5 separate regions of the Mus musculus genome follow, and regions 2, 3, 4 and 5 are each linked to region 1. The links are chromatin loops, found by intact Hi-C in ENCODE. Cell type or tissue: heart. All regions are shown on one strand. Links, peaks and the distances in the headings refer to the core of each region. The heading gives the core; the rest is flanking DNA.

Evidence for each region. Peaks named below come from ENCODE experiments on the same cell type or tissue, not always from the same donor. Only the 100,000 strongest peaks of a DNase experiment are listed, where the experiment ranks them.
Region 2: a loop joins it to region 1, with 2.5 times the contacts of the local background. A loop is called at or near these places in 6 of 42 quality-filtered maps.
Region 3: a loop joins it to region 1, with 10 times the contacts of the local background. A loop is called at or near these places in 29 of 42 quality-filtered maps.
Region 4: a loop joins it to region 1, with 3 times the contacts of the local background. A loop is called at or near these places in 14 of 42 quality-filtered maps.
Region 5: a loop joins it to region 1, with 9 times the contacts of the local background. A loop is called at or near these places in 12 of 42 quality-filtered maps.

The regions. Positions count from the first base shown.
Region 1 is chr9:50,846,610-50,852,730 of GRCm38, forward strand. No RefSeq gene overlaps it. Among named protein-coding and RNA genes, the nearest start is that of Ppp2r1b, 7.3 kb to the right of the region's middle. In heart, for the core only: a CTCF peak has its summit at 2,816 (motif pointing right); DNase peaks (open chromatin) are centred at 2,822, 3,862 and 4,312; H3K4me3 peaks cover 668 bases; H3K27ac peaks cover 519 bases.
Region 2 is chr9:51,289,650-51,295,770 of GRCm38, forward strand. 1810046K07Rik (RIKEN cDNA 1810046K07 gene) reads right to left here. Exons shown (of 5, transcript NM_001372554.1): 3 at 5,308-5,350; 4 at 1,898-2,196; 5 at 37-799. The coding sequence ends at 398. Gm32819 (a long non-coding RNA gene) reads left to right here. Exons shown (of 9, transcript XR_003948163.1): 6 at 792-1,794; 7 at 2,952-3,072; 8 at 3,618-3,695. Among named protein-coding and RNA genes, the nearest start is that of Colca2, 14 kb to the left of the region's middle. In heart, for the core only: a CTCF peak has its summit at 3,272 (motif pointing left); a DNase peak (open chromatin) is centred at 3,222.
Region 3 is chr9:51,149,072-51,155,192 of GRCm38, forward strand. It overlaps Gm32742, which reads right to left. Exons shown (of 31, transcript XM_017313740.1): 11 at 5,188-5,362; 12 at 4,096-4,211; 13 at 3,332-3,451; 14 at 2,923-3,158; 15 at 2,642-2,763; 16 at 1,735-1,965; 17 at 744-1,079; 18 at 1-373. Among named protein-coding and RNA genes, the nearest start is that of Gm32742, 17 kb to the right of the region's middle. In heart, for the core only: a CTCF peak has its summit at 3,531 (motif pointing left); no DNase peak of the experiment used is centred there; H3K4me3 peaks cover 457 bases; H3K27me3 peaks cover 1,233 bases.
Region 4 is chr9:51,134,463-51,140,583 of GRCm38, forward strand. It overlaps Gm32742, which reads right to left. Exons shown (of 31, transcript XM_017313740.1): 29 at 4,692-4,838; 30 at 4,102-4,299. Among named protein-coding and RNA genes, the nearest start is that of Btg4, 22 kb to the left of the region's middle. In heart, for the core only: a CTCF peak has its summit at 2,786 (motif pointing left); no DNase peak of the experiment used is centred there; H3K27me3 peaks cover 413 bases.
Region 5 is chr9:51,049,709-51,055,829 of GRCm38, forward strand. All of the region lies in intron 1 of Gm32681 (a long non-coding RNA gene), which reads left to right. It also overlaps a transcript of Layn not described here. Among named protein-coding and RNA genes, the nearest start is that of Gm32681, 6.4 kb to the left of the region's middle. In heart, for the core only: a CTCF peak has its summit at 2,711 (motif pointing left); no DNase peak of the experiment used is centred there.

The DNA of each region.
Region 1 (6,121 bases), core at 557-5,556:
GGTTCTGTGTCATTACTTTTAATTTCTCTTCTCTCGTGACCCCAGGTGTCCTGAGGTTTAATTTGATTTATTCCTCCCATGTTACTTTAGATGCTTTTATTAATTTAATTCCAGGTGTGAACAGGCCACTGCTCTGTGTTGTGTAGGACACCACCCTTCTCCTTTCTGTCAGCTTCCTTTTCTGTAGAGCGATGTCTAAGAACCCTCTCTAGACTTAAGACCCCTGTGAGGACTTCCTTTTCTGCCCTTTACTAGGAACAGACAGCTTTAAGCAGAACCCTTGTAAACCTGTTTCAGTGTTAATTGGCCCTATGGTGCAGACTCAATGCTGTTGTATTCCAGAGCTCAGGGGCCCCAACATTTTCATCTCTTGTATGTTTATTGACAACTGAGAAAGTAAAATCCACCTTTTCACTAACTAACAGGCAGCTCTTGCTTTCAACTTGGCACAGATTTTTAATTTTCAGTTTTTGAGACAGGGTTTCAGTCTATAGCCTAGACTGGCCTGGAGCTCAGTCTGTAGCCCAGGCTGGCCTAGGGCTCACAGCAGTCCTGCCTCAGCCTGCCTGTGTGGCCATCAGCGTGAGTCACCATGCTTAGCATCTCCATTTGAATTCTTAGAACAGAAAATGCAGCAAATCAGAAGTCTTGAGGACTCCAAGGGCAGCTCTTACTTAAGCGTGCATGTGTGTGTATGTGTGTGTGCGTATGTGTGTGCGTGTGCATAGCCTAGCAGTTCCGAACTCCAGACTTTGTCATGAGAGCACATTCCCCAGGATTGCATCTGAAAAGCTTCACGACATATTTACATTTGTATGTTTCCTGATTTTGGAGGGCCAGACTTGGCACAGATGACCTTTTGAATGAGTCTGGCTTAGCAAACCTGTCCTGTAGGTGTGGGGAGCCATTAGGTCCTCCCTGTCCCCTGTCCTTTGTAGAAGATGTCCAACCGCAACCTGGGTTTGTATTCACACATTCAGGCCAGATATTAAGTGGCAAATAATATTTAAAGCTGAGATCTGCCCTGGGTCTCCCAGCTGTGGAATTCCACCTAGACCTGAAATTCAAACAAACTTAAACAGACACATGTGAGCAACGGAAGGAGGGAAACTCAGAGAGGGGATGTGAGGGTGTGGAGGGGGAGTGCAAGGACACGGGACATTTCCTGTTGGAGCTTTCTAACCTGAATAGTGTGTGTGTAAACGAGCAACTTGGGTGTAAGTGGCCATTTCACTTGAGTGTGTGGGTATTTTTTTATCTTGAAATCTAAGTGCATCTTGAAGTATCTTTAAAATCAAGGAAAGTGGGGAGGGACTTTTGTTTGCTTTTGCTTTTGTTTGCAATTTCTTACATGCAGGTAAGAAGCATAAACTAGGTAACTTTTTGATGGGCCTTAGAGCAAGCCGAAGGGAGAAGATTCAGGCAGATTTCCTCACCGTGGGGCTCCTCAGGGACCTGCCTAACCGGGTCCAGACAGCACCTGCGGTGAGAAGGGCCCCATCTACATTTATAGAACTGGAGCAACTGGCCCCCTGACCTTCAACCTTCGGCCAGTCATTTAACCAGCCAGTCATTTGCATTGCCAAATGAGAAGAGTGGGGCCTCTCCATTTATTTACCGACTGTTTTAGAAGCCTTGTGCCCAGCCCTGGAGAAAACATAACCAGTAAAGCAGCCATAGCTGGCCAGAACTGCGCAGTCCTCTCTCGGGCGTGTCAGAGTTAGTGGCCTGGGTGAGCACAGGCCCCATCATCCTTAGAAAGCTCTGGATGGTTTTTCTAGTGTGAACCCAGAATTCAGCACCACTGCCCTTGATAAAGCCCAGGTAAGCCTCACACTGAAGACCACAGCTAATGTGGAAGGCAGAGTGCTAATGCTCTTTTCTAATTGGCAACCCCTAGTCTTTAGCCCTTATCTGGGCCTCTCCCTTCTCTAGGCCTTACCTGCTCTGTCTTCTATGCCCTCTGGGATCCTTTTTTTTTTTTTTTCTGGACAACAGTTGACTAATGTGACACTGATACATACTAATGGATGCTGCTTGTCTCCTGTAAGGTTCATTCTTTCCACTTAACACTTCTAGAAAAAAAACAACAACATTTGGTCATCTATGGATTTATGTATTAGATAGGAAAAGAAAGTGTGAGTAGGCAGACTCCACCTACCCCAGGGCTTGGCCCTGCTTTCTCCTTCAGGCAAGGCCCTGCGTGAGCAAGACCGTTGGGGTGAGATGTGTGCAGGGACTGAGCGTCTTCCCTTCTCAGGCTCAGCCTGGAGCCAGCTTTGTTTGGTTGTCAGGCACAGTTACCTTTCCTGTGGAGCTGGGAAGACCTCACTTCCTTGTCTTGCTACAGGTTGCAGACATTCTTTTTGCAGCTGCTGCTAGCTCCCTCAGTCTCGAGAGCAAAGGTTAATCCCATTTTGCCAGGAGTGACCTGAAGTGTGTCCACTCAACCACCAAGAAGACACCACGTACCACTCTGCATGCCACCTCTTTCTTGTCTATAACAGCGTGCCTCTAAGTTTCCCTGGAATAGCCTGTAGGGTGTTTCCATTCTCTTTCCAGAGAGATACAGTGTGCCTTAGTAGGCCATTTAGAAGAGAATCTTAGAAACTTTCCAGATCCTGCCTGGTCCCATTTTCTTGGGCTTCTATATTTGCAACGTCACGCTTGTGATGACTGGTATTCAACAATGAGTGTCTCTGTGTGTGCATGTGGTACCGAGATTAAAGGTGTGGCAACACCTTTGCTTCAGTTTTATCCTTCTGAGGGCTTACTTACACAGTCCTGTCTATGTAGCCATCATGGAGACTCAATTGTGTCCAGCAGAGGGCGCCCTTTCACTTAAAATCGCAGAGTTCCTTTTCCTCCAGGAACTTAGTTGATTTGGTGGTTGCTGTATTCCCAGCATGTGTTGAAATATCCAAGCTGAGTGCTTTGAGATGTGTCCTTATATTGCCTCGTGCATTTCTACAGATGCAGATGTTTACTGTGTAGATGAATTGCCCACTACACCTCCGATTCGATTCCCTAGTTGGTAGGCAATCTTGTAAGTTGCTACTTCTCTGTTAGTTTCAATTATATTTGTTATGTCCTTGATTGTATTTGTAGGTAATAAAAGACAGTGTTCTTGAAGAGGGAGGTCTCTTAAGGGGCAATGACCTGATACCTGCCCACTTTTAAGCATGGACATAGAGCAAACCTTTCCACATACACACTCCTAACCCTACCACTGTTGGCTTGCTGATACTGGCACGGGCAGTCTGGAGGATATATGAATATCCTGAGTTCTCGCCTTCTGGTGCCGACATGTCGTTTACAGCACAGTAGCTCAGTGCTTAGCAGGGTGTGAGCTTTGTGCAGTAAGAGGCCTTAGAACACTTTTGATGATAACTCCTCACGCCTAGCACACAACGCAAAAAGCAAACATTTGCAGAAGGAAGTAGTAGTCACATTTTAAACGTGCAGGTGACTGTATAGGCAGATTCAGGACTTGAATAGAGTCAGCTGTGCCAGATACGGAATGAGGATCCGCTCCTTCAGGTGTGCCACCTGATATTTGTTTTAGCTTAACCCCAGAGAGACTGTATGGATTGAGGCTGGTGTTTTCTGTGTGGTTTGGGGAAGGGTTTTTTGTTTGATTGGTTTTTTTTAGACCCCTCTAGATTGAGTTTGTGGGAAAACATCTGAAGACTAGCTGATGGTAAAGCCTGGGATTGTAGCTCAGTTCAGAGCCCTCGCAGTCCCTGACCACTGCCTCTTTCCTTGTGGATGGGGAAGCGGATACTCATAGACTCCATCCCCCTCGGCCATTCCTCCGTTTGTCCCTCCCCTTGGAATCCAACTCGGGATGTCAGCTATGGTAGACAGCGCTCGGCTGCTGGGCTCCTCCCCAGCCAGTGCGTCAGGACCTGCTCGAAGTCTGCTATCCTTCACCTCCTTTGGGATGCTAGGATGGAGAGCCCGGAAGAGTAGATGAGCAAAAGAAAGATCTAGTCAAGGCCAGTACGCTTTTGTTTGTAAGCCACTTTAATCCCCTTCAGTAACCCCAGCCTGGAGTTTGCAGACAGCACCCTCAGCCTTTGTTGGGGGCTTTCCTAGAGCACGCGGACCCCAGCTAAATCGAATCTCATAGTCAGATCAGAGCAGGAGCAGACTTCCTGAAGTCCTAGAAATTAGTATACATTTTGGTCTGTGGTTACAAGTCTCAGCTATATTTCTGCCAAGTTATGAGAGGCATGTGCAGGGGAGCTTGGCACAGGTCCTTTTTTATGACTGGCGACTCTCCTAACAGTTCCCCGAGCAGCTCTGAAAAGGAAGTAAGAAGGAACATCACCCGGGGGTGGGGCAGGAGGGTGGCATCAGGCAAGAGCACCCTGGAGAGCAGGAACATGTGAGAGTAAGTCTCGCTTTTGTGAGGTCAAATCTCTGGTTGGGAACAATAGTGCAGGTTGCTGAGGGTCGCTGCTTAAGCTGACTGGGCCTACTATCAGTTGTGATAAGACGCTTCTAAGATAAGAGTGGGGAAGGAAAGCTAGGCTCTACCCCGTGGGCACAGTGGAACTGAGCAGAGAATAGCTGGGCATGTATGGATGCCATAGGTGAGGCCAGCTCAGGGAGGCTGCAGTACAGTGATGGAGCCCCAAATGTATGTAACAGTCTTTATGTTTCACATTCTAAAAGCTTAGCTGCAGTGAGTCTAGTGACAAAAGGGGGGGGGCATTATCTGAAATACAGAAAAATGGATGATATTTGAATAAGATCTAGAGAGAGACAGAGAGGGAATGTGTATGTGTGTATAATATCACTGACTGGCTTCAAACTTGTAGAGACCCTCGTGTGCCCATTCTTTCTGAGTGAGTGCTAAGGTGAAAGGGGAACGCAGTGACTTGTTTTTCCTTAAGATAAGGTTGGCTGGAACTCTTTTTTAAAAAAGAATTATTTATTTTATGTATATGAGTACACTGCAGCTGTCTTCAGACTCACCAGAAGAGGGCATGGATCCCATTACAGACGGTAGTGAGCCACCATGTGGTTGCTGGGACTTGAACTCAGGACCTCTGGACAGGCAGTCGGTGCCCTGGCTGGAACTTGACCTTCCTATTTCTACCCTCCGAGTGCTGCTCTGTAGGTGCTCGCTGCCGTACCCTGCTCTGAGCATCCTATGAATGTAATCTTCTGAACAACCACACAAAGTAAAGCAGACAGACTATAGATACACAAACCAAGACTCAGAGAGAGTAATTTGCCCTGCACCATACAGCTGGCTGTGGTAGAAATGGCATCGCAGCCCTACAGTGTCCCTGGCTCCCAGAATGTCCTCTCAGTGGTCATAGGTAGTACCCCAAACCTGACCTAACTAGGCCAGTTCTTTTATTCTTCTTACCAAGAATTCAAGTGGTGTTTTACTCTAGACACCCAGGGGATGAGGGGCAGAAGAACAGCTGCCACGCTCCTGAGTCCTGAAACCGTCCCATCGCTGGGTGCCCTCAGCTAAGTCCTCTGCTCACTGTTGGAGTACTGCAGTCTAGAGAAGGTGGGGAGGGGGACTTGCCATGAAGAGAAAAGAGGGAAAGAAGGTGAAAAGATCGATATGAAACTGAGGGGAAGATATTCGCATTCCTTAGGATGAGACAGTGTTCCTGTAACACAAGCGTAAGCCACCACCAGAGCCACCATGGAAAATGCTATGTTGTAATGAATTAAGCATGGACATGGGAGTCAGTTTACAGAGTCACCCTGCTAAATGAAGGTACAGATCTGTTTATCCATAGGTCTCATATCCACAGATCCAAATGAGAGTTTACTGACCACGGACAGACTTCTTTCCTTGTCATTATGCCTAAATAGATAGTTACAGCATTGACTGTGTTAGGGGAAATGACCTGGAGATGGTTTAAAACACATGGCTGGGTGCAGACTGTACACAGGTTCTGAACCATTTTATAGAAGTGCCGTGAGCACCACTGGCTTTTGGCACAGAAGTGTGTCCTGCAACCAAGCCCTTGACTGATGCTAAGGGATGCCAGTCATGGGAAGGCACCGTGTGACTCAGCTCCATTCACTACCCAAGAGAGTCATCCCTTTCTTGTTGGTGCTGTTAGTGAAACACAAGTCTAGGGGC
Region 2 (6,121 bases), core at 550-5,549, 440 kb after region 1:
ATAGTTTATAACTAATAAAATTAGACAGGAAAATCATGTTTTATGTTCTGCACAAAGTTTTTAATGCAATATAAGAAAAATAACTAGTGCCAAAAAATAATGCTTTAAAGGTAACAGAAAATTTAGAATGAAATGGGTTCCTAAAGCTCTAAGGTGGCCTCCTTGTGAAGGTTGTCTCATTAGGATGTGATCCACAAAACATTTGATTGACATTGTAGTGTTTTGTAGGGGTTTTACAGTGGATAAGAACAGGGATGAGTACTGTTGTCAACTAGCACTGACAGAATTGTGGCTTAAACTGAAAATCCAGTTCTGAATGAGCAAGCACACCTAGAAAACTCTGTGGACACAGAGTCCAACTTCTCTATAAGGATGCAGAAGTCCTCTGGCCTGCTTCTCAGTAAGCTCTCCGGCACTCATAAGAGCCCCAGGCCATACTGCCATCTTCTTTTGTCCAAGGTGAAGGATCATGAAGAGAAGAGACATCTGACCCTTCCTCTGGGGAGAGGGGCCCCACCTTGGGTGGGAGGTCATTTGACACTGTCATGAAAGACGTGAAGGGGTATGGAGGTGAGGTAGGGTACCCTGGTGTGTGGTGCAGATCTTCCAGTGCATGCAGCGAGTAGGACTGAGCCCCAGCAAGGGATGCCCCCCAGCCCATGTTCCTGTGCTGGGTGCTGCTTCCTGACTCCAGTTGGGAGAGGCAACTGGTGCTGGGTGGCAAACTCTGCAGGGCATCAGCAGGCATGGGGTCTGGCTGGCTGAGACCATCTGGTACCGTCTGTTCCCAGGAGTCTCTCTAAGGAAAACGGCAAAAGCACAGAAATTATTCTTTGGTTGACGCTCTGAGGATGCAGAGCTGCCACTGGATGGAGGCATCCGGAGAAACTTTGCATGCTTTCCGCTGCTTCTGAAGCCTGCCTTGCAGACAGCTTTTCCCGCTAGCATTTGATCCTAAGCCAGGAAAATCTGGGCTAATTTCTACTTGAGGATGTAAGTCGGGGCCCCACATTCTCCTTTACAGAAGCAAGGGAAGGCAGCACTCATTTCTGGTTTGGGTGAGCAGTAGCCCTCCAATGACCTAGGCTCTAGAGTGACCTGGGGTTGGAACTCCCTACCTGCTCAACAGTACTTTTCTTGGGGTGGACTGAGTTCACTCACAGTACCACCTACCACTCTCCTGACACTGAGACAGAGGGCTGTTCATCTGTGACATGGGGCACAGATTTCCTGAGTTGCTGCAAGCCCTAAATGAACAAAAGTCCATAGAAGTCCTTGCCACAGAATAAGGTTAATTCCCAGTCCCACCCTTTTGGTCTAAAATTCCACCTTCAGCCATTCATCCTATTGTGGCAGAGGGCTTTGCAGTTTTCTATTAAAGGACTATTAGAAGCTTTTAGATCTTTCTGAACCTATTTCTTTGGAGGGATCAAGAGAGAACGAGGTGGGAGGGTGTGTTGTGAGGAAGCTAGAGCCCAGGGACTGGGAAGGAAACGGAAGAGGAAGCTGGGTAAATCTCTTTGGGGAGTTGGTCTAGTCCTATCTAGATGTGACTCCAACCTTTGTTCCTTAGGGCTCAGAGGCCTGAAGGAGTCTTGCATTAGCAGCATGGGGGAACATTTAGCAAACAGAATAGTAACAAAATGAATGTGAGTTCTATCTTACAGACCCCGGCTCCAAAACCCTAGTCTTTTGATGTCTCGGTTTTGATGTGATCTTTGAGCTGGATTTCCTCAGAAGCTCCCCAGCAACGCCAGCCTGACCCAGCACCTCAGGTGTGAGCAGAATCCTCAGGTGAGTCATCTGGCTCCAGCTTGGTCACCACGCACGAGTGCTGGGCCACAGGAGCTGGGACCCCCTCCCCCTCCCTCTCTGCACACGAAATAACCACACTCACAAAGACGAAATGAGTTGGGTCACTGGGGAACGGAGGCGGCAAGAGCGGTGGCAGAGTCGAGGTGCTGAACAGGGAACTGGGTGTGGGGGTCAGCGCTGGTGGGCGGTAGTCTCCATAGGGCTCAGCCAGGTAGGATTCCAGCAGGCCTGTGTGACTCTGCCCAGCCGTGGACTCGCAGGCAAAGGGCTTGCTCATGCCGGAGGTGTAGAGGTCATTCGAGAACTGTTTGCTGCTATGGAAGTCGGAATCGGACAGGAAGGATCTCCTGACACCATAGTAACCTGACATCACTGGCGATCCTGTAGCCACATGAAAGAGAAATGGGCAAAAGTTTCCGGTAGGAAAAGCTCAGAGTAGGTGGTTCTGCATTTGGTGCCGTGTGAAAAGATGGTACCCACGTGCCCGACACCATCGTTAACAAAAAAAAAAAAAAAAAAAAAAAAAATCCACATGTCTCGAATGGCATGCGATGTTCCTGTATCACTGTTTCAAGTTCACTTTGGCCTTAGAGATGAATTCATGTCAGATGTACAATAACTTTACCTAGATAACGATTTATCATGCATCTTTTAGGTCCAGATACTTCTAGGAAGGGGCACAGAGAGATAGTTAGAGAATCCCTGGGTATGGTATCCCAGTCAGCATTAACTGTCAACCTGACATAGCCTAGAACCAATTGCAAAGAGAGTCTCAAATGATTGTCTTTATCAAGTCAGTCTGTGGGTATGGATGTAAGAGATTGCTTTGATTATTAAGTGATGTTAGGTGTGCCCACTGTGGGAGGCACTATTCCCTGGGTAGGTAGCCCTGGGCCGTATAAGAAAGCTAGCTAAGTGCAAGCCTGTGAGTGAGTCAACAATTAACATTCATCTATGCTTCCTGCTTCAAGTTCCTGCCCTAATGTCCCTCAATGACGGACAGTAATATGGAAGCTGGGATAATCCCTTTCCTCCTTAGAGTGGGTTTTGGTCATGATATTTGTGGCAGCAACAGAATCAAATTGGAATATTTGGAATCTACACTTTTTGATGGGACTATAAACATCTTTTCACAGCTTCTGAGCTACATCCCGTAATATACAGGACTGCATCCCATAATATACAGGACAACATCCATAATATACAGCCAAGAGGCTGCTTCTGGGATTTTTTACATCCGATAATACATCTCTCTGGGTAAGAGGAGACACACCTCACTTTAAGCCAGGGACAGGTGGATTGCCTTTTCATTTTTCTGCACACCGATCTTCACCACCATGTCTCACACCCAGCCTGCGTCAGGAGATGGCTTGCCCTGGGCTGATTGCTGAGAAGCCAGTTTTTGAGGACATTGCAGGCTTTGATGGTTCTAGTGTAATTTGCTGCCCCCTTGTGGTCAGACTGGATTCCCTCATTCATCTCTCTGACTTGAGTAGTAGGTTTCTAAAGAGAAAGCTTGGCAGAGTTTTGTCAGGAGGAAGAGAGAGAAAAGCTGAAATTGGAGAGAGTTTTATTTAAGAAAAGAGCAATGAAATAGTTGCTGCGTTTGACACTCTCTGACCCTGCAGTCGTCTGCTGCAGGAAATGGGTGGTTTGTTGGGAATCCGTTTGGGGCACAGGATCCAGGGCCGTGTAATTTATCATTTTAATATATCCCATCTTAGACCTTTATAACTTGTATTTGCATATCTTAAATTGCCTTCCCAGACCCTCACAACTCACTTAAGCTTTCATATCCTCAGACCTTTATACGCCTTAGATGTCTTTCTCAAGGGGCTGAGATGTGGAGAAGATGTCCCTCTTCCCTCCCCGCAACAACAGTGAGTCCCATTGAGCTTTGTTGTTACCTCTCACCCCTCCCCCCTGAAGAGAAACCAAGATCCGGGTGGTGGGAGCGAGAACCTGAGCCTCTTCCACCTACTGTAGTATTTTTATTTTGCTCTCTTTACGCTGTGACCTGCTACCACGATCTCCTCAGGGGTTCTAAGAGCTCTGTGGTGGTAGATCAGGTCTCATACACCATCTGGTCTGTAAATCCGGGAGTGGAACGCTGCATTCAACATGGCACGCAAATGTATTCATTTGGGGAGACACTCAAGTTCCCCAACTTTAGCATGCTTTGGCTCGCTACACTTCCATGTTAAATCCACCAATTTCCAATCGGCCTGTAAGGCTGTGAGTGAGTCAGCAAGAAGAATTCGTCTACACTTTCTGCTTCAAGTTTCGTCTCTGACTTCACTCAATGATGGATTCTGTAGTGACAGTTTTAATTATAAACACACTGAGAGAGGAATCTGGGCAAATACAAAAATTCATGCCATGAAGTTCTAGCCCACAGATTGATGAGGGTGGAGAATAGGTAATGATACTTCCAGGGCGGTGCATTTATAGTTCTATTTTCAAAATAAAAAAAAATAATCATGAAGAAAAGCCCTCTGCTTTCCCAAGTGTATCCATTTCTCCTCAAAAAGAGGAGGAGAATTCTAGAAGGTAGGAGAATCTGCAGAAACTCCTTTTAGTAAAAAAGAGCAGATGCAGCCAAATTTGAATGGAAGTAAACTCCGGTGTGTGTGTGGGGGGAGAGGGGGGGCGGGGAATGCAACAGAGACATTTACATCAGTTATCTGCGATGCTTTGGAACTTCTTTTCCCATGCAACTTGGAAAGTGTTAAATCACTTTGGAGTTTGAGATCCGGAAGGGATCATGTGTGGTGGAGCTGGGTGTACAAGGATGCTTATCACTGTTACAAAACTTCCTTTCCCATCCTCACATCCACACAGCACACGGAACTCATTGTGTGGCATGCAGGAGGAATTTAATAAATGTAGCCCCAACCCCTCATGTTCTCTTCTCCTTGGGCATATCATCTAAAACAGTGGTCCTCAACCTTCCCAATGCTGTGGCCCTTTAACACAGTTCCTCATGATGTAGTGACCCCCCCAAAAATTATTATTGTTGCTACTTCATAACTGTATTTTTGCTTACTGGTATGAATTGTAAGTATCTGATATGCAGAATATTCGATATCACGACCCACAGGTTGAGAACTGCTGGCGGTATTCGGTCATGATGTCAAAGCTTTAGATGTTTCCACACTGTGTCAGGAGCCCATTACTTTTGTCTAGAAGCTTCTCCCAGGCAGGGAATCGAAAGGCCCATCTTTCAAGACCTAATCAATTAAGTTCAGGGTGATTCAATGAGATCTATCTTCACTGATCAGTTTTTTTCCCCTCAAAGAAGCAAAAATGAGAACATAGGTGTTAAGGAAATGTTGGAAGCTCTTGGCTGGAGACCGAACGTGGTGGTAGAGAGTTGTTACACAGCATGTGTTCGACCCTGGTGTCTGTGGTTCCCTGCACTGGGAAACAAAGCGCACACGCTCACTTGCTACTTGAAAGGGAGTAGATTGCTTGTTGAGTTAAAGATCTTACCTGGCATCTGGATGAACGGAGGCTGGGAGGAGCTGACACTGCCCTGGAAGGCAAACAGAAGGCAGGTGTTTTCGTCTTTAGTTACAAGCTTGAATTTAATTTTAAAATCAGGAATATATTTTTCAAACTATCCTTCTTCCCTCCCTCTTTTCTTCTGTCTCTCCCTTCCTTTTGTTTTTGGGTGTGAATGTGTATGCATTTTTGTGTGTATATATATATATATATATATATATGGTTTACATATGTATGTATTTGTATATGTGTGAATGTGTTTACATATGTGTTTGTGCATATATGTGTATTTGTGTGTATGTATATATGTGTTTGTGTATATATGTGCATTTGTATATGTGTGTATGTGTGTATATATGTGTTTGTGCATATGTGTGTATGTGAGCATGCGTTGTGGAAGGGTGTGCATGTGGAGGTCAGAGGAGAGCTTGCAGGAGTCAGGTACGTTCTACCTTCCAAGTGTTGGACTTCATCAGGCTAGGAGGTGAGTATCTTTAGTTCCCAAGCCCCAACACTGAAGTCTTATCAATTCCTAGTGACTGTGACTATAACCGTATTTAGAAATAGGATCTTTCAAGGTGTAATTACTTAAAATAAGATGTGGTCATAATGAATTAGGATGTGCCCCCAATCCCAGATGACTGATGTCCCTGTAAGAAGAGAAGAGGAAGTGGAGAGATGTCTTAGTGGTTAAGAGCCCTTCCTGAACAGGTTAAATTCCCAGGTCTCTCAGGGTGGTTCCCAACCATCTGTAACTCCAGTCCCTAGGGATCTGATGCCCTCTCTGGCCTCTGTGGATACT
Region 3 (6,121 bases), core at 499-5,498, 300 kb after region 1:
CCACCACTGACTTCAATGTCATGCGCTGCTGCCAACTGCCTCTCCAGCCTCTGAGCCTGCTGGAGGATGTGGTGCAGACTGAGGGCCAGGGCTTGTCTCATGCCCTTTGTGGCAGACTCCAGCAGTTCTTGGGCCCCGGATCCTGTGGTCTCCCGACACTGCTGGAGCATCATAATCACTTGCCTCTGGGCCACCAAGACATTGGCATCCAGCAGGGCCTGTGACCCCCCTGCGTGGGCTGATATCTGCCCTGCCTGTTGGGAAGCTCCCAGGAGCCGGGCTGTCTTCCCACTCAGTGGCTCCACAAAGCTGTCACCAGGCATCAAGAGGCTCCCGGTGGCATCTCGAAGCCCTCCTACGGCAAGCACCTGACCTGGAAGCAAGACACCTAGAGGGTTAAGTGGGAAAGAGACCTGTGGTGGTATAAACATGCAAGGCACAGGGAAGAAGGAAGGCAGGGCAGGGCCACAGCAGCACCAAGGGCAAGAAAAACGGAGGAGCTGCCCTCGGGTTTACTTCTAGTGTAAACTTACCGTGGGGATACTGTGGTAGAGATGGGGGAAGAGGAGAGGGAAACTTGGAAGAAGAGGGAAGGGTTGGGAGCAGAGGTAGAGTGGAAAGAGAGAATGGGGTATCGTTTTCAGCCTGACCAGAGTATGAGGAAGATAGGAGGCTGGGAGAAACTGGGCAGCTAGGCCAGGCAGGGGCAACAGGGTGGAAGGCATTGATAGTTTCCAGGAGACCTGTGTGTTCATCCAGCCCAACGCCTAGGATTGGCACGATGCCTCCTGTGACTGGGTCCTCCATGGGTCCCCCCAGTTCCAAAGGGGCCAACGTCTTGGTGAGAGGACTGCAGTATGTTCCCCCGAGAGTGAGCCACTCCCTGGTTTGGGGATGCAAAGTCACAGCAAGCACAGGCACCTCGATGCCTGTGATGGGGTCAGACATGAGAGCCCCCAGCTGTGATGCTCTTCTTGGTTGTAGGATGGGCAGGTGAGTATCTGCTGGGCAGCCTGTGACAGGATTCGTTGGGTAGGGCATGTAGGGGAGAATAGCGGCCTCTGATGTTCGGACATCACCTGGATAGGGAGACGGGGAGGTGTTAGCAACACCCCATCTGCTAGCCTCTGCCCCACTCCCCGTTTTGTAGATCATGGAAGACAGCAGCTGTGGGACCTGCTCTCATTCATTGAACAGCTCTCTCCTCCTCTTCCCCCTCCCCTCCCCCTCATCTTCTTCCTCCTCTTCCCCTTTCTCCTCCTCCCAGTCCTTCCCTTCCTCCTCCTCCCCATCCTCCCTCTCTTTCCCCCTCCTCCTCCTCTTTCCCCTCCTCCCCCTCCTCCTCTTCCTCCTCTTCCCTCTCCTCCCCCTCCTCCCCCTCCTCCTCTTCCCTCTCCTCCCCCCCCTCCTCCTCCTCTTTCCCCTCTTTCTTTCTTTTGACAGAGTCTCTCTGTGAAGCCTCTCTGGCACTAAACTCACTCTGTAGACCAGGCTGGCCTCAAACTCACAAGAGATCCACCTGCTTCTGCCTCCCCACTGCTGGAGTAAAGGCGTGCGCCACCCGAATCCAGCAGAAGTCATGGGTGAGGTGAAGGAGCAGGTGTTTACTGCTTTGCTCTGATCAAGGACAGAGCCATGCTGTGTGTGCATTCATTCTTGAGGTCCCCAGGGAGCATCGCCCTATCTCTGAAGCCCAAAATAAAGTTAGGGCTGGGAAGTGGGCCAGGGTCCTACCAGCATTAGAGTCAGCAATGGGGATCAGCCCTGAGCTCAGCAGATCATATCCCAGGTGTCCAGCCTCAGGCAGCACATGCCCAGTGTCAGGGTGGATAAAGTAGCCAGGGGGTACGGGCCCTATGTGGCCACTTGCTGGGAGTATCATCGTACAGTTGGGTCCAGGGACCATCAACTTGGTGACAGGATTCACAATGATGTCATCAGTACCCTCTTGAGGACCTGCTGGGGCTGCAGGAAAGCAAAGGCTGCCTGCTGGGCCTCTCCCGAGGTGACTGGGGAGGCTAGGAGTCTTGGCTGGAGACAGGAAGAAGTTAGCAGGAACTTTATCCCAACCTCCCAAGGATGATGCTCCCAAGAATGGTGCTCCCCAGGGTAGTGCTCCCCAGGATAGAGACTTTTTAATTTTTTTTTTTTTTGAGTTGAGCACAGAGCATCACCATTGCAATGTCCAGTATCCTCAGATTACAGGCTAGGTAAAGGTCCTTTGGGGGAAAGTTTTGTGGGTACTGAGGTGGGGCTGAGAACTTCTAGAACTTGCTCTGCCTTTAACGGATATCTTTTCAAGGCAAACCCAGCATTTTCCAAACCTGACTGTTCACATTTATCTGCTAGGCTTTTATTTTCAAGAAGTGTCATATGGTTTGCAAATCTGTCATTTGTGATGCCTTCCTTCCTCATCCTCCCTGTTTCTGAGCTCCCCTCATCTTTTGTGTGGGGCCATTGAACAGGAACTCCCTCCTGTTCCCAGGGTTCCTCGCGTCCTTCCCCTTCCACTTCTGCCTCTGCAGGTGTTTTAGGGGAAGGACTTAGGTCTTTGAGGTGCCTAACGTCCTGAATGCAGGGATTTAGTTTCAACATACGGACTAAGTTCCCATAGGTCCTTGATGAGGCCATCAGTGCTTACCTGCCTGTAGCAGCTCCGCCCCTGTTCCAGTGTCCAGGAAACCCCAAGCCTTCAAGCGGTGACCTTCTTGCAGCATGGCCTGGGACAAGCGGCCCAGCAGAGTGTCCAGCCGAGAATCCACCCTGCAGAGACACATATGGCATGCCGGTCAGAGTGCAGAGACAATGAGAGATGGAAAAAGGACACTTAACGTCGCTACTGCTGGAACTCTGTGAAGCCATCCATACTCTCTTTCCCTGGTTTGCATTCCACCCTCTGATTCAGGCTAACCAGGTACATACTCTCCAGGGCTTTGCCCAGGCTGTGGGGACGTCTCTGGGCTAGAGCTTGCAGATGCCTTCAGCAGCCACCGAGCTTCCATCAACGCTGAGTAGAAAGAGGCCCACTGGTCCTGCCTGGCACAGAGGTCTTGGTGAAGGAGCTCCAGTTGGTGAGCAAGGCTTGCTGCATACTCGCCCACCAGGCTTCGCCTCTGCCTAGACTCTTCCTCTGCAGCCATGGCAACTGCCTTAGCGGCCTGGGTCAAAGACACATTGCCCCTTTTACCTGTAGGGCTCCAAGCACCAGGGCTGGTGGGGTGGGGACGGGGGGCGGGGGCAGGGAGGAGGGACGGGGTGGGGAGGGGACAGGGCTTGGGGACTGTGAGAGGGCACAGAGGCTGGGTGGGAAGGTGCAAATTCAAAGTCCAACCTCTTGTTGCTTTCTCTGGATTAGAATCTGGTTAGTGGAAGCTGAGGTGCCACGCTGAGCACCCCACAGCTGCCGGAGAGAACCAGCTTCATTCAGAAGTTTGCGGTAGAGGACTTTGAGCTGAGAGAGAGGAATTAGTCAGTCTTGACTACCACCCAAGAGCCACCAGCTTTTTACTGTAAGCTTAGAGCGCCCTCTACTGCCAATATCTGGAGAGATGGCAGAGAACCGGCTTCTGAGGACACTTGGAAGAAATGGATAAAACTGGCAAGAATAAAGTTCTCCCCTCAAGTCAATGCTGGGGATCAAACCTCATGCATACAACACGCCAGGCGGATGCTGTCACTGAGATATATCTCCAGCTCCTGGCCAGTTTGGATACTTAGACTTCTAATGTATTGACTTATTTCCAATGTCTGTCACTGAAGACCAGGGATAGGAATCTAAGGCCTATTTGGCTTTGCCTGCCTGCCTGCCTGCCTGCCTGCCTGCCTGCCTGCCTGCCTGCCTGCCTCCCTCCCTCCCTCCCTCCCTCCCTCCCTCCCTCCCTCCCTCCCTCCCTCCCTCCCTTCCTTGTCAATTAGTCTATACGTTTCTTAATATCAGTCCTAATTAATCTGAAATTTTCTATCTTTCCTTTGCCCCGGAGTTCTTTAGGCTCCATCCCACGTCCCATTCATCCCCCCTCCCCCATTGCATCCACTTCCAGCCCTGCTTGTCTCTGCTGGCCATGAACAGAAGCACCTTTTGGGCCTTCCAGTTACCTCCTTGTTGATTTGGCTGAGACTGGCCGTCACTGTCAGAGACTGCCGATGCAGTATCCCAAAGAAGACCTCTGTGTCAAACCATTCTAGGTCTACCTGGTCCTCCCAGGTCCCACCTGTGCGAGGGATGGGCGTATGATTAGCGTCCCCACACGCAGATCTAGACACACCTTCAACGTATCTTCTTCCAGGTTCTCAGCAGATTCAGTCTGTCTCCTAAAGGCATGATGCTTGCATGGACCACAAGTGTTTCTGAGAAACTTGACCGGAATGCAGAACGCTGTGCCTGACCCCTGCCTTGTGGAGTCAGAAGACCATGGACCTCCCTCCCCACTGCTGCAAAGCCTTATGCATACTGAAGTTCTAGAGGCACAACTTAAACCCAACCCTGCTCTCTGACTGAACTTTGAGTGGCAACAGTTGGAAGGGGAGCTTCAGCAGGATGTACAATACGATCTGCAATTTGCCCCTCGGTGGTGGAACAACATAACTTGTAAGAATATAACACACCCTCCATGCTGACAGTAAAGAAAGCACTGAGTACGCAGAGACATGGAGGCAGCCTGGGTCCAACTAGCCTTCTCTCCAAGAAAAGACCCAGTCGACTATCTCACACCCACATTTGCATATCTCTGGCCTCTGTCTTATAGTCTATAAACTGTCCTGGTGGATAGAAATTAGATTCTTTCTCTGATTGGGCCAACCTAAAAATAAATTGGTTTCTTTCACCAACCTGTTTCCTAATTTCTTTTGGAATCCCGAGAATCTAGGGTCGTTGGTTCCGGATCTGTGTGTCAGTCAACAGTGGCCTGCCCCATTTCTTAATCTGAGTTCTCTGCGCATGGTTGTACTACTTTTTTACTTGACAAATTTGTGGTCAGATGTCTCTTTCCAACTCTACACTGTATTCCTAGTGCCTAGCAACATCTGTATACAGCAGCCGCTTAATAAATGCTCTCTGGGAAAACAAGTGGATGAATGATGTCTTCTAGGCAGCAGACTGAGCAAAGAGTAACCCAGGAAGTTGAAGCATGGCAGAACCTGCCAGTTGGATTTGGGGCCCTTGGAATCTAATCCCAGATTGTCACTCACCATGACTCCCTTCAGCTCTGAGGACCTCGCAGTCTCGGGGTGATTGGCCTCTCCTCACTAATATCATACCAGTCCTTGGGGACATGTAGACATCAAGATTATATCTTTGCTGGTGAGTCCTGAAGATGGGGTGTGGAGCAGCCTTCCGAGCCCAGCTGAGGCTCTTACACTGAATCTAAGGGCACACACACCGCGGGGAAAGGCAGGAAGGAGGAAGCTGAGCGGTATCCTTTCTGGAGAAGTTCCCCTCTTGGCTTGGGGGTATCTCATCTCCTTTGCTTTTACCCCATGAAAGGCCCTGTTCGATGTAGCTGCCTCTTTAACCCTTCCCTGCCCTTAGGCTGTTGTGTATTATAAACTAAAGTCTTCTCAGGAGCTCTCATTCGCTCAGTATCCTCATCTGCTGCCTAGAAAACAAGCCTTCCTTAGTCTTTTTGGCCACAGCAGAGCTAGAAAGATGAGCTGTTCTAGCCTTATCTTTGGCTGCAGAGGCAGAGGCTCCAGCCACAGCCACTTGGTCCCCAGAGCCAAAGACTGGTGTTTTGTGTCTTTGAAACATTGCTGCTAATGCTGTCATCTCTTGATATCCACAGGGACTCGTTCCAGGACTTCCCGTGGGTACCAAAACCCACAGATGCTCAAGTCTTTGGTATTAGCTGGCATGTTATTTGTTTACAACTCACCCACACCCTGTGATGTATTTCAGATCATCTATACTTATGTATATTACCCAATGCAATGTAAATACTTTGTAAATAGTTGCCCTGATGTATTGTTTAGAGAATAATGGTGAGAAAAAAATCTGTGCTTTTTCGGTATAAATGCAATTCATTGTGTGTGTGTGTGTGTGTGTGTGTGTGTGTGTGTAGGTTAATGCATCTTTTTGTCTATGCATGTGGAGGCTAGAGTCAACGCCACGTGTTGCTCCTCAGTT
Region 4 (6,121 bases), core at 565-5,564, 290 kb after region 1:
CTGACTGCATGTGAGGTTTGCATTGGGGCTGATAACATGTGAGGTTGTCTGCATTGGGGCTGACTGACTGCATGTGAGGGTGTCTGCACTGGGGCTGACTGCATGTGAGGTTGTCTGCACTGGGGCTGACAGCATGTGAGGTTGTCTGCATTGGGGCTGACTAACTGCATGTGAGGGTGTCTGCACTGGGGCTGACTGACTGCATGTGAGGGTGTCTGCACTGGGACAGCATGTGAGGGTGTCTGCACTGGGGCTGACTGCATGTGAGGTTGTCTGCACTGGGGCTGACAGCATGTGAGGTGGTCTGCATTGGGGCTGACTGACTGCATGTGAGCGTGTCTGTACTGGGGCTGTCTGACTGCATGTGAGGCTGCATTGGGGCTGACCTGTGAGCAAAGACAAGAGAGACAAAGGTGATGAGGGAGTCCGGTGTTTTTCCTCCTTGGACCAGGCTTCTGGAGCTCAGCTCCAGTTGAGATTTTGGGGTGAACCATTATTTGTTGTGTGATCTTTCCTATGTGTTATATAAGCAGCATCCTTGTTGCCTACGCACTATTTGTCAATAGTACTTCCTTATCCTGAGTCATTGCATCAAAAATGTCTCTGACATTGATGAATGTCCTGGGGTGTGTGTGCAAAAGTCACTCCTGTTCAAGAAGCAATGTGATAGTGGGAAGAACAGTACAGACAGAGGGGACCCTTCAGAAGCCGTGTACACCGCATGTTTGGAGGTGGGTAAATGAAGTGGGCAGACTGGTAGGGGAAGGTGAGAAGGGGCATTGGCTCCTCTCATTTATTTAAAATGAAATGGGAAGTCACAAGACAATTTTGAGAAGATATGGTTTTCCTATTAAAAGATCCCTCTTCTGTGATGAGACTAGACTGAAGAGAGAGGCAAGGGTGGTCTTGGGGAGGCCAATTGCTATCGAGACATCCAAACATTCAAGAGATCCAGACAAGAGATGGTGGTGGCACTAAGCGGTGGCAGGACCATTCGTTGAACAGTGGTCAGGTTCTGAGTATGTTCTGGAGGCAGAACAGGACTTTCCTAATGAGTGGGCTGTGTGGTACACAATACAAAACGAAGGTCTTGGCCTGAAAAATCTGAAGAATGGAGTTGCCATCTACCAAGATGAACATGCTTTTAGGTGGATCACATTTGGAAAGATGAAAAATTGGGTCTTGGACCTGTTTAGTGAGACTTCATACTCATGTAGGTGCATACAATTACTTAGCAATCTGATCTGATTGAGTTAGGAAACAAATATATCCACAGGACAGAACTATGATCCTCTAATTCTGAGAGGTCAGAGAGAAGAAAAAATACCGGAAAAGAGACAGGGAGGAAAAACCAGAAGCACAGGAGAAAACCAGAGGATTCTTAATACCCTGGGAGCCGAGTGAGGAAATGTAAGGAAGAAGAGAAAGTGAGCAGAAGGGTACTCACCGCTGAGGGACAGGGACAGGGAACTGAGGACTCTTCCATAGGAGTTGGCCTATGACAGAGTTCCGTGGCCAACCCAATTGGATTGAGAGGTGCCAAAGATATCATCAGCCAAGCACCACATTTGGGTATGCCGACGAGGGCAGCTCCAAAGATAAGTGTACCATAAGGCTTTGGTCAAACCAACAATTTAACTCAGTGGTAGATTCAAAATGTGAATGGATTGTTGGGAGCTGTTGGAATTGTGAAATGCTAGGTTACCTGGGGAAAGTGGGCCTTTGGAAATGTGCCTTGAAAGGTACACCTGAGCCCCCTCCTTTCCAGTTCTCCCTCCTGTGTGCCTTGAAGTGAGCAGGCTCAGCTACATGCTTTTGTTGCCATGATATGTTGCCTAGCCCTGGGTCCAAAGCAATAGATCTGCAGTGTAGTCTTCCTGTAGTATCTTTAACTATGCTTAATGAGGTTACATAGTGTAAACTATGGTAGAGTCAAAGAGACCTGCCTACTATCTTGGTGGGCTCTGTAAGAGGGGATACTGGTGATCTAGGAAGCTCTGGTATAGATAGCGGTGGATGTGGTCTGCTCTCTGGATATGGGGTGTTCACTGTTTAGTTACTACCACAATGGGAGTAGTGGCTCCTATTGGATAATTGGAGTCTCTTTAGGCACTATTGTTGCCAGCTCTACTACTTATGAAGGACTCGGTCTAGCACTGCAGCCTAAGTAGTGGTGAGGGGCCTGGAGCACCTTGTGTTTGGAGCAATTGATGATGCTGTCTCACATCACTCATGGAGAGAGACAATGGTGGGAGCCTCAGCACCATTCTGTTGTGTTCATACTCTGTCCTGACAGCAGTGTACAGTCAGACAAGATGTAGGGGTTGGGCAGCAGTGGGAAATCTATAGGTAGGGTGGCAGCTGGAACTATGGTATTCCTTTCTGCTGCTGCTGGATGCCTGGTATTAATGCGTTCTTGGCAATGGGATTATGGGAAAGTTTTCCTGCCCCCCCCCCCCCCTTTTGATCTGTGTTTGCTGCTGGCAAGGATGTGATTAGAGCTGCGCTCACCTGCTCTGCACTACTCTTCCAGGCAGCGCCAGAGGGCTACTTAGACCCCCTCTCACACTCTTGCTAAGATGGCGAGGCCATCAGTGTAAACCACAGTATTGCTTCCCTGCTTAGCAGTAGCAGGATCTGGAAGGGTGGGAGATACTTGTTCTCAGGTCTACACTGGCACATGCTCACTTGTAGCTGGTTATGTCTTGGACCTTAGATGCTGAGTGCTCTGATATGGTTCTGGATTGGGGACACCTCCATTTCCCCGTGTCACACCACTGCCCCCTACAGTGCAGTGTCCCCAAACCACACAGCTTCCCTCTGATTGTCATTGTAACACTGTGATCTGTGCTTCAGCTCTTTCCTCTTGAAATAAGAAAGTCTGTAATTTATTTTGGATTTTACAGAAGCCTGCAGTCAAGAGATTTTGGTTTTTAAAGAGATCTGAGACTTTTTAAATTATTGAAAAAAAATGTAAAGACTATGAGGCCTTTTAAAGTTGCACTGTACTTTATGACTTGAGTATGAGATATGGAGGGCAAGCAAGAAAGGAACTGTTATGGTTCACAGGGTCTTATCTATGTGCCAAGTTGACAAGGGATGGACTTATGGTTAATTTTGGTTATCAGCTTGACACACCCGAGAAAAGAGAATTGCTTGCGTGAGAGTGGGCCCGTGAGCACATCTGTGAGACATGTTCTTGATCACTAGCTGATAGAAGAGTGCTCAGGCCACTGTGGGCCATGCCATCCCTGGGCAGGCAGGCCTGAGATGCACGAGAAAGGTGAGTCTGAATGCAAACCAATAAGAAGCATCTCCCTGTGGGCTCTGTTTGCACTCTCTAGGCTCCTGCCTTAGTTTTCCTTGACAAAGGACTATACAATATAAGCCAAACTTTCCTGGGTTGCTTTGACCATGGTGCTTGATATAGCAACAGAAGCCAAATGTGTCCAAATTGGGGCTACTGTGCAAATTTCAGATTACCAAAGCAGTTAGATCGCAGTGTAGTCCCCCTGTAGCATAGTGCAGGGTAGGCTGCTGGTCTATGAGAGCCATGACACTCTCCAGTAGTTACAGTTGCCCACATCAGCACTGATAAGAGTTGGTGAGGCTCCCCATCCTGTGGGGCCAGGGTAGCAGATGCCTGGCCTCAAGCCTCTCCTGTTCCCAGACTCTCTGTTGCTTCAAGGTTGTGCTCACCTTAAAAGGTAACTATGTATCTATTTCTTTGATTCTTTGTGGAGGAGGAGATGGATTCTAGGAGCTTCTATTTAGCTCTCCTGTATCTCCAGGATCTTTTTTTTTAATTCTTAAAAGGATTATGAGATAATATTTTCATAAAGGTCCTTAATGATAGCTTATTATTAAGGCCACAGTCAAGTTTGCATAGAAAACAGCACATTATATTTGGATAAGTGTGGGGTAATTTTACACTTTCATTTAGTCTCTGAGTCATAATGAGGTTACAATAGACTTCCGCTTATTTCTTGATAATAGGGGTGGCAACTCAAGCCAATGTTGGAAATAACTGAATGGGCCATGTATCAAGTCCTCTTTCTTTGTGAAGGAGTTGTTTTTTTTTAACAAGATAAAGTTAGTTACCTCTTCTGATGACTCTCTTGCCAAGCAAGGCTCAGGTTTCTTCTCAATGAGTTTAGAGAGGAGATCTCTTTCTCTTTCAGAGACTGGCTGCTCTTTTAACAGAATAGCACTTAGGTTTTTATCAAACTTATTGTCCCAGGGAACTGCTGACATTTGCAATGTAGTAGTGAATGCCTCCTTGAAGTACACTCTCAGCCCCTGGTTAAGGAAGAGAAAAGACAGATCAATGTGACTTGGGAGTAATAGTTATTAAAGCTTTCAAATAATGGTTGAAAGGAAAATGGGGCTTGAGACCATCTTTACCTGCTGTCTCCCTAACAATTGCGGTGAGTTTTATGCACCAACAGTGTTGTCACAAAGCCATGGTGTTGTTCTCAGAGCTAGTCTACATCTCAATTGAAACATGCATGATGCCATATGCTATCCTAGGAAGTCTGACCAGGAAAAGCCTTTCCCCAGATAGTGGGAACCAAAGGTCACTGATGGGTCTCTAATAGAGCCAACATATTGCAAAGCATACAGCATTTATTATTCTGGGGAATGATGACCAAGTCACAGAGAAAGAAAATCTCAGTATATGTCATAAGTACCTTATAGAACAACTCCAGAAACCTGGGGTTGGAGTCCTGGTTAAAGTCCCCCGTAGCAATGTGAGCCAGGCAGTGGATCAAGAGCAGAACAAAACTCCCCACAGATGCCAAGCACTCTTTCTCAACAAACAGGGTGCTTTCAGTGCTCTGAGTGAGAAAGATGCCCAAGTAGAGACATGTCAACTTCAGGAAAACTTCCACAACTCAGGAAAAGTTTACTTAAAATAAGACGCCTTGGATTTAATGATAATTTACTGAAAGGAAACATCAGAGATGAAGAAAAAAATGTGTCTTAGTTCAACTGTGGAAAAATAATTTAGTCCACTTTAATTTTAAAAAAAAAGAGTTATTTATTTATTTTGTGTATATGAGTACACTGTAGCTGTTTTCAGATGTACAGAAGAGAGCTTTGGACCTCATTACAGATGGCCGGGAGCCACTTTGTGGTTGCTGGAAATTGAACTCAGGACCTCTTAACTGCTGAGTCATCTCTCCAGCCCCTTTCTCTCAATTTCTTACTTCTTCTTGTTTTGCATTCTCTCTCTCTCTCTCTCTCTCTCTCTCTCTCTCTCTCTCTCTCTCTCTCTCTCTCTGTGTGTGTGTGTGTGTGTGTGTGTGTGTGTGTGTCTGTGTGTGTGTGTGTAAGTCACAACTTGAGGGAGTTGGTTCTCCTCTTCTGGGAATCAACATGCAGTTTATCTGGCTTGGTGGCAAGTATCCTTATCCACTGAGCCATCTCAAGAGCCCAACTCTTAAGGTTTTTATTTTCCATCTTACAGAAAACAGACTATTAGAAATTCAGAGCCAAGTGGCTTGTCTGTCTCTTCTTGGATTATCTAAGATGGTTTCCCTTATGCAAGGCCTCTCCAGCTTCAGTTGAATAGGGATTGCAAGAGAGGTGGTATTATTGTGAGAGCCCATTCCAGGATTTCTGCTTCTGTGGGCTATGGCTGGGGGACAGGTAGTCGATGCAGGCAGTCCACAGAGCACAGATTGATAGTTACTGTCTCAGAAGGTCTCAGGGTTCGTCTTTTTGCTTTTACCATAATCGGGTTCTCAGATCACTTGTGAGGGAAGTTATCTGAAATGACATCTTATCTGTCTCCCCAGGGAACTGCTTAAGATGGTTGGAGTCAGTCTCAGAGCTGCATGGTGGGCTAGCTGTGGGTTAGGAGGATGCGATGTGTGTCAGACACCGGAACTTGAGTCTCAACTCTTGCTAACACTTAGACGGTGACAGAACATCTCTCGGCCTCCACTGTCCAGTTATAAATGGAGACAGAGAGTGCCTGTCCTGTAGGACTGCTGAGATAGAAAGCAATACAATACATGTAAGAAAGGCACTTGACAGCTAGTGTCTTTCCTGTGGGAATCCTGACTCCCTCCCTGACCCATTAGTAAATTGGAACTATTCTTGCTGAGTTCATAAT
Region 5 (6,121 bases), core at 289-5,288, 200 kb after region 1:
GTCGATTTTATGTGATATTAGAATGGCTATTGCAGCTTGTTTCTTGGGACCATTTTCGTGGAAAATTATTTTCCAGCCTTTTACTCTGAGATATTGTCTGTTTTTGTCCCTGAGGTGGGTTTCGTGTATACAGAAAAATGTTGGGTCCTGTTTATGTAGCCAGTCTGGTAGTCTATGTATTTTTAATTAGGGAATTGAGTCCATTGATATTAAGAGATATTAAGGAAAATTAATTGCTACTTCCTGTTATTTTTGTTGTTAGAGTTGTGATTCTGTTCTTGCAGCTATCTTCTTTTAGGTTTGTTGAAGGATTACTTTCTTGCTTTTTCTAGGGCGTAGTTTCCCTCCTTGTGTTGGAGTTTTCCATTTATTATCCTTTGAAGGGCTGAATTCATGGAAAGATATTGTGTACATTTGGTTTTGTCATGGAATATCTTAGTTTCTCCATCTATGGTAATTGAGAGTTTTGCTGGGTATAGTAGCCTGGGTTGGCATTTGTGTTCTCTTAGGGTCTGTATAACATCTGTCCAGGATCTTCTGTCTTTCATAGTCTCTGGTGAGAAGTCTGGTGTAATTCTAATAGGTCTGCCTTTATATGTTACTTGACCTTTTCCCTTACTGCTTTTAATATTCTATTTTTATTTAGTGCATTTGTTGTTCTGATTATTTATGTGTCGGGAAAAATTTCTTTTCTGGTCCAGTCTATTTGGAGTTCTCTAGGATCCTTGTATGTTCATGGGCATCTCTTTCTTTAGGTTAGGGAAGTTTTCTTCTATAATTTTGTTGAAGATATTTACTGGCCCTTTAAGTTGAAAATCTTCATTCTCATCTATAGCTATTATCCTTAGGTTTGGTCATTTTGTCCTGGATTTCCTGGATGTTTTGAGTTAGGACCTTTTTGCATTTTGCATTTTCTTTGATTGTTGTGTCCATGTTTTCTATGGAATCTTCTGCACCTTAGATTCTCTCTTCCATCTCTTGTATTCTGTTGGTGATGCTCGAATCTATGGCTCCTGATTTTTTCCCTAGGATTTCTATCTCCAGAGTTGTCTCCCTTTGGGTTTTCTTTATTGTTTCTACTTCCATTTTTAGATCTTGGATGATTTTGTTCAATTTCTTCACCTGTTTGGTTGTGTTTTCCTGTAATTCTTTTAAGGGATTTTGTGTTTCCTCTTTAACGACTTCTACCTGTTTAGAAGTGTTCTCCTGTATTTCTTTAAGTGAGTTATTAATGTCCTTTTTAAAATTCTCTACCAGCATCATGAAATATGATTTTAAATCTGAATCTTGCTTTTTAGGTGTGTTGGGGTATCCAGGACTCACTGTGGTGGATGTACTGGGCTCTGATAATGCTGAGTGGTCTTGGTTTCTGTTATTAAGATTCTTAAGCCTTTTGCAATCTGGTAATCTCCAGTTTTAGATGTTCTAGCTATCTCTGGCTGGAGCTTGTTCCTCCTGTGAGTCTGTTAGCCTCTTTCAGCACTCCTGTGAGACCAGCTCTCTCCTGAGTCCTGGGGGTCAGAGCAGTTCCTGGAGGCCACCTCTCCTCTGGCATGAAGGTGCACAGAGGTCTGAGGATCAGCTCTGCCTCCTAGCTGAGGATGAAGACCCGAAGGGACCCTGTCCAGGAAGCTCTGTTGCTTCTGAGGCACAAGCGCTCTCCTGTGTGGACCTTCCTCAGAGAGATCCCAGGTAGAAAATGGGGATCTCCTCCTTCAGTGATTCTTTAAAAGAAATTTCTTTTAATTTATTTAGATAATGTTTTATTTATTTATTTTTTTGAGAATTCCATACAGTGTATTTTAATTGTGTTTACCCCTTCCTTCCAACTTTTCCTGGACCCACCTTCACCTCACCTACCATCCCCAAACCTGTTGAGTTGTGTTTTGCCCAAATACTTTTGGGTGAGGGGCCTGCTCTAAAGAGTGGTTAATCTACTAGTGGTCACACCCTTAAAGAAAAAAATGGAATCTCCCTCTCAAAGCAGTTATCAAATGCCAAATAGCTCCTCAACTAGAAGTGGGGCTTCATGCCCCCTTAATTGGGTTTCTTAATAAGGGTTTGGGTTTTCAAAATATGAAAAAGTTAAGGTATACACACAAATCAATCCATAGGGTGTACCAAGTGCATGTATGTGTGTGTGTGTGTGTGTGTGTGTGTGTGTGTGTATACTTAAGTATACAGGTGAGAAGACAGAACTTAAAGATGAGTGTCTTCTTTTATTGATCTCTCTACCTTATATTTTTGAGACAAAGTTTCCAGCTGAGCTTGGAGCTGATTTCCAGTGAGCCCTGGGATCCATGTCCCCCAGTGATAGAATGACATTCATTGCTAGGCTTTGCTTTTTCTTTGGGTGCCTGTGATCGGCACTCAGGTTCTCATGCTTGAATGGAAAGCCCTTTACAGGCTGAACAATCAATCTTCCCTGACCCTGTTATCCCCATTTTAGAGATAAAGAAACTGAGGCTTCTATAATGAAGTTGTTTATTATTGTTGTTGTTATATCAGTTTAAGATGGCAAAGCCAGTAAGTGGCAGAAAGAAGACGGGGAGCCTGGACACTTGATTCAGAACCCACGATTTTAACTGCTTGTTTTTAGTGTATTGTGTCTCCTCTATCCTTATCAGGCCTGCCTGCTCCTTACAGGAAGTTGATAGAAACCAAAGTTTAGGTTAGGTGCAGATTTTGATGGCACCTTACTATTGCCATCTGGTGGCATAAAAAATTAAAGCAGCCCATAGTTTTCTGGCTAAGTTCTTCTTCTTCTTCTTTTTTTAAATTAGGTATTTTCCTCATTTGCATTTCCATTGCTATCCCAAAGTCCCCCATACACTCCCACCCACTCCCACTTCTTGGCCCTGGCGTTCCCCTGTACTGAGGCAGATAAAGTTTGCACGACCAATGGGCATCTCTTTCCACTGATGGCCAACTAGGCCATCTTCTGACACATATGCAGCTAGAGACATGAGCTCCGGGGGGTAATGGTTAGTTCATATTGTTGTTCCACCTATAGGGTTGCAGATCCCTTTAGCTCCTTGGGTACTTTCTCTAGCTCCTCCATTGGGGGCCCTGTTTTCCATCCAATAGCTGACTGTGAGCATCCACTTCTGTGTTTGCTAGGCCCTGGCATAGTCTCACAAGAGACAGCAATATCAGGGTCCTTTCAGCAAAATCTTGCTTGTGTATGCAATGGTGTCAGCGTTTGGAGGCTGATTATGGGATGGATCCCTGGATGTGGCAGTCTCTAGATGGTCCATCCTTTTGTCTCAGCTCCAAACTCTGTCTCTGTAACTCCTTCCTTGGGTGTTTTGTTCCCAATTCTAAGAAGGGGCAAAGTGTCCACACTTTGGTCTTCATTCTTCTTGAGTTTCATGTGTTTCTCAAATTGTATCTTATATCTTGGGTATTCTAAGTTTTTGGGCTAATATCCACTTATCAGTGAGTACATATCATGTGAGTTCTTTTGTGATTGGGTTACCTCATTCAGGATGATGCCCTCCAGGTCCATCCATTTGCCTAGAAATTTCATAAATTCATTCTTTTTAATAGCTGAGTAGTACTCCATTGTGTAAATGTACCACATTTTCTGTATCCATTCCTCTGTTGAGGGGCATCTAGGTTCTTTCCAGCTTCTGGCTATTATAAATAAGGCTGCTATGAACATAGTGGAACATGTGTCTTTCTTACCCGTTGGAACATCTTCTGGATATATGCCCAGGAGAGGTATTGCAGGATCCTCCAGTAGTACTATGTCCAATTTTCTGAGGAACTCCACATAAAACCAGAGACACTGAAACTTAGAGAGGAGAAAGTGGGGAAAAGCCTTGAAGAGATGGGCACAGGGGAAAAAGTTCCTGAATAGAACAGCAGTGGCTTGTGCTGTAAGATTGAGAATTGACAAATGGGACCTCATAAAATTGCAAAGCTTCTGTAAGGCAAAAGACACTGTCAATAAGACAAAAAGGCCGCCAACAGATTGGGAAAGGATCTTTACCTACCCTAAATCAGATAGGGGACTAATATCCAATATATATAAAGAACTCAATAAGGTGGACTCCAGAAAATCAAATAACACCATTAAAAAATGGGGCTCAGAGCTAAACAAAGAATTCTCACCTGAGGAATACCGAATGGCTGAGAAGCACCTGAAAAAAAATGTTCAGCATCCTTAATCATCAGGGAAATGCAAATCAAAACAACCCTGAGATTCCATCTCACACCAGTCAGAATGGCTAAGATCAAAAATTCAGGTGACAGCAGATGCTGGCGAGGATGTAGAGAAAGAGGAACACTCCTCCATTGTTGGTGGGATTGCAAGCTTGTACAACCATTCTGGAAATCAGTCTGGTGGTTCCTCTGGCTAAGTTCTTAGTGTATTGGTCTTTCCTATTATTGTTGTCAAGCTGTTATAAACTGTTGTGAAAACAAAGATTAACAAACACTACAGCCCCAACTTTGAGCTCCTTAAGATAGACTAAATTTTCTTATTAGTATATGGAAATGCTATCTAATATTCAAGTACCTATTTGGAAGGTTATTATACATTTAATAAACCCATATTTCTAGGAAACTTTATAACTGGCCTTACTATATTTTGGGTGATCCAATAACTCATTCTGGTCACCTTTTCTGATGTTCAATCTCAAGACTCGCTGATAGCTTAAGATTAGTTAGCAATTAGTAACCATTTACTGGCCTTCTGTAGAAAGAGACAAAGGAAGGTCTGTACAGAAATGTTTTCTCCTCTGAGGGTGCAATTCCCTGCAATTTCATATTTGTATCTGTCTCTGTTATTATGTGTGTCCTACTACAAGTTCAGGAGGCTGTCAAATACTCAACATAAGCCAGTACAATATTGAAATAAAATAATTTTAGAGTTAGAAGACACCTTAGTGTTTATTTATTCTATGTCATACTACGGATTTGCATTTCTAGAGGGGGATATATGGGCAGTACTGGGAGAAAGGAGTCTCTGAATTGGCTTTTGCAGGGTGCTCATCATAACTCCCTGCTGCCTGTAAGGGCAAGGCAAAGATCTGAGAAATGGGCCGGCACCTGGAGCTAGGTACTGATGATGATGGTTCTCTCAGAAATTCATTTGTTTTTGTCTTGGTTTAAAGACTGTTAGATGCTGTCAGCATAGCCTGTGTATTGACTTCAGATGAATGGGTATAGTGTAAGTGATGTGATCAATAGTTATAGAAGTGATGTTTGTAAATGGTTTTCCTTAAATACTTTCTAACAGAGAAGAGATTGCAGGTACAGAGCAAAGAGCATCCCTGTCCCCAAATCACACGAGGGAAAGTGGTCGACCTGACGGTCCATTGTCCTTTATTACTTACTGTGTGTTTTCTATGAAGACATTCCCGGCATCATGAGGACATATCCTAAATGCAACATTAAAGTCAAGAAATTAGCACTACACATTTTATCATTTCATCCTCAGACTTCATCCACATTTTTCCTATATTTTTCGTTACAGGAAAAGAGGGGTCCATTTCAGGATCAAGTCGCGTGTGCAGCCATCACTTCTACTGTCCTCCATCAGAGTTCAGGCTTGCTATCCAGGTCCAGTTACTTTGTAGATTGTCCATCAAGTTATTGTTGTGTAAGGCTTCCTCTTTGACTGAGACAGCGCAGATGTGATGCCATGTCCCTCTCACCACACCACAATGTGAGGTGGACAATCTCAGTACAGGCCTGTCATCCACAGTGTTCACACCGATCAGTTGACTGAGGTGGCGTTTTGCCTGTTGGGTGACTTTTGTTAATAATGATCTTTACCTGAAATCATGTAAATATCCCATTCTACATCAAAGCTTTAATTTATTCACTTATTTTGTGTCAGCATATGCCCATGTTTTTCTGGTGTATCTAATGAGTCACATTCTCTTTGTCGCTTTTACTTTTAACGATTTAATATTTTTTTTAAGATTTATTTTATTATTATATGTAAGTACACTGTAGCTGTCTTCAGACACACCAGAAGAGGGAGTCAGATCTTGTTACGGATGGTTGTGAGCCACCATGTGGTTGCTGGGATTTGAACTCTGGACCTTCGGAAGAGCAGTCGGGTGCTCTTACCCACTGAGCCATCTCACCAGCCCACGATTTAATATTT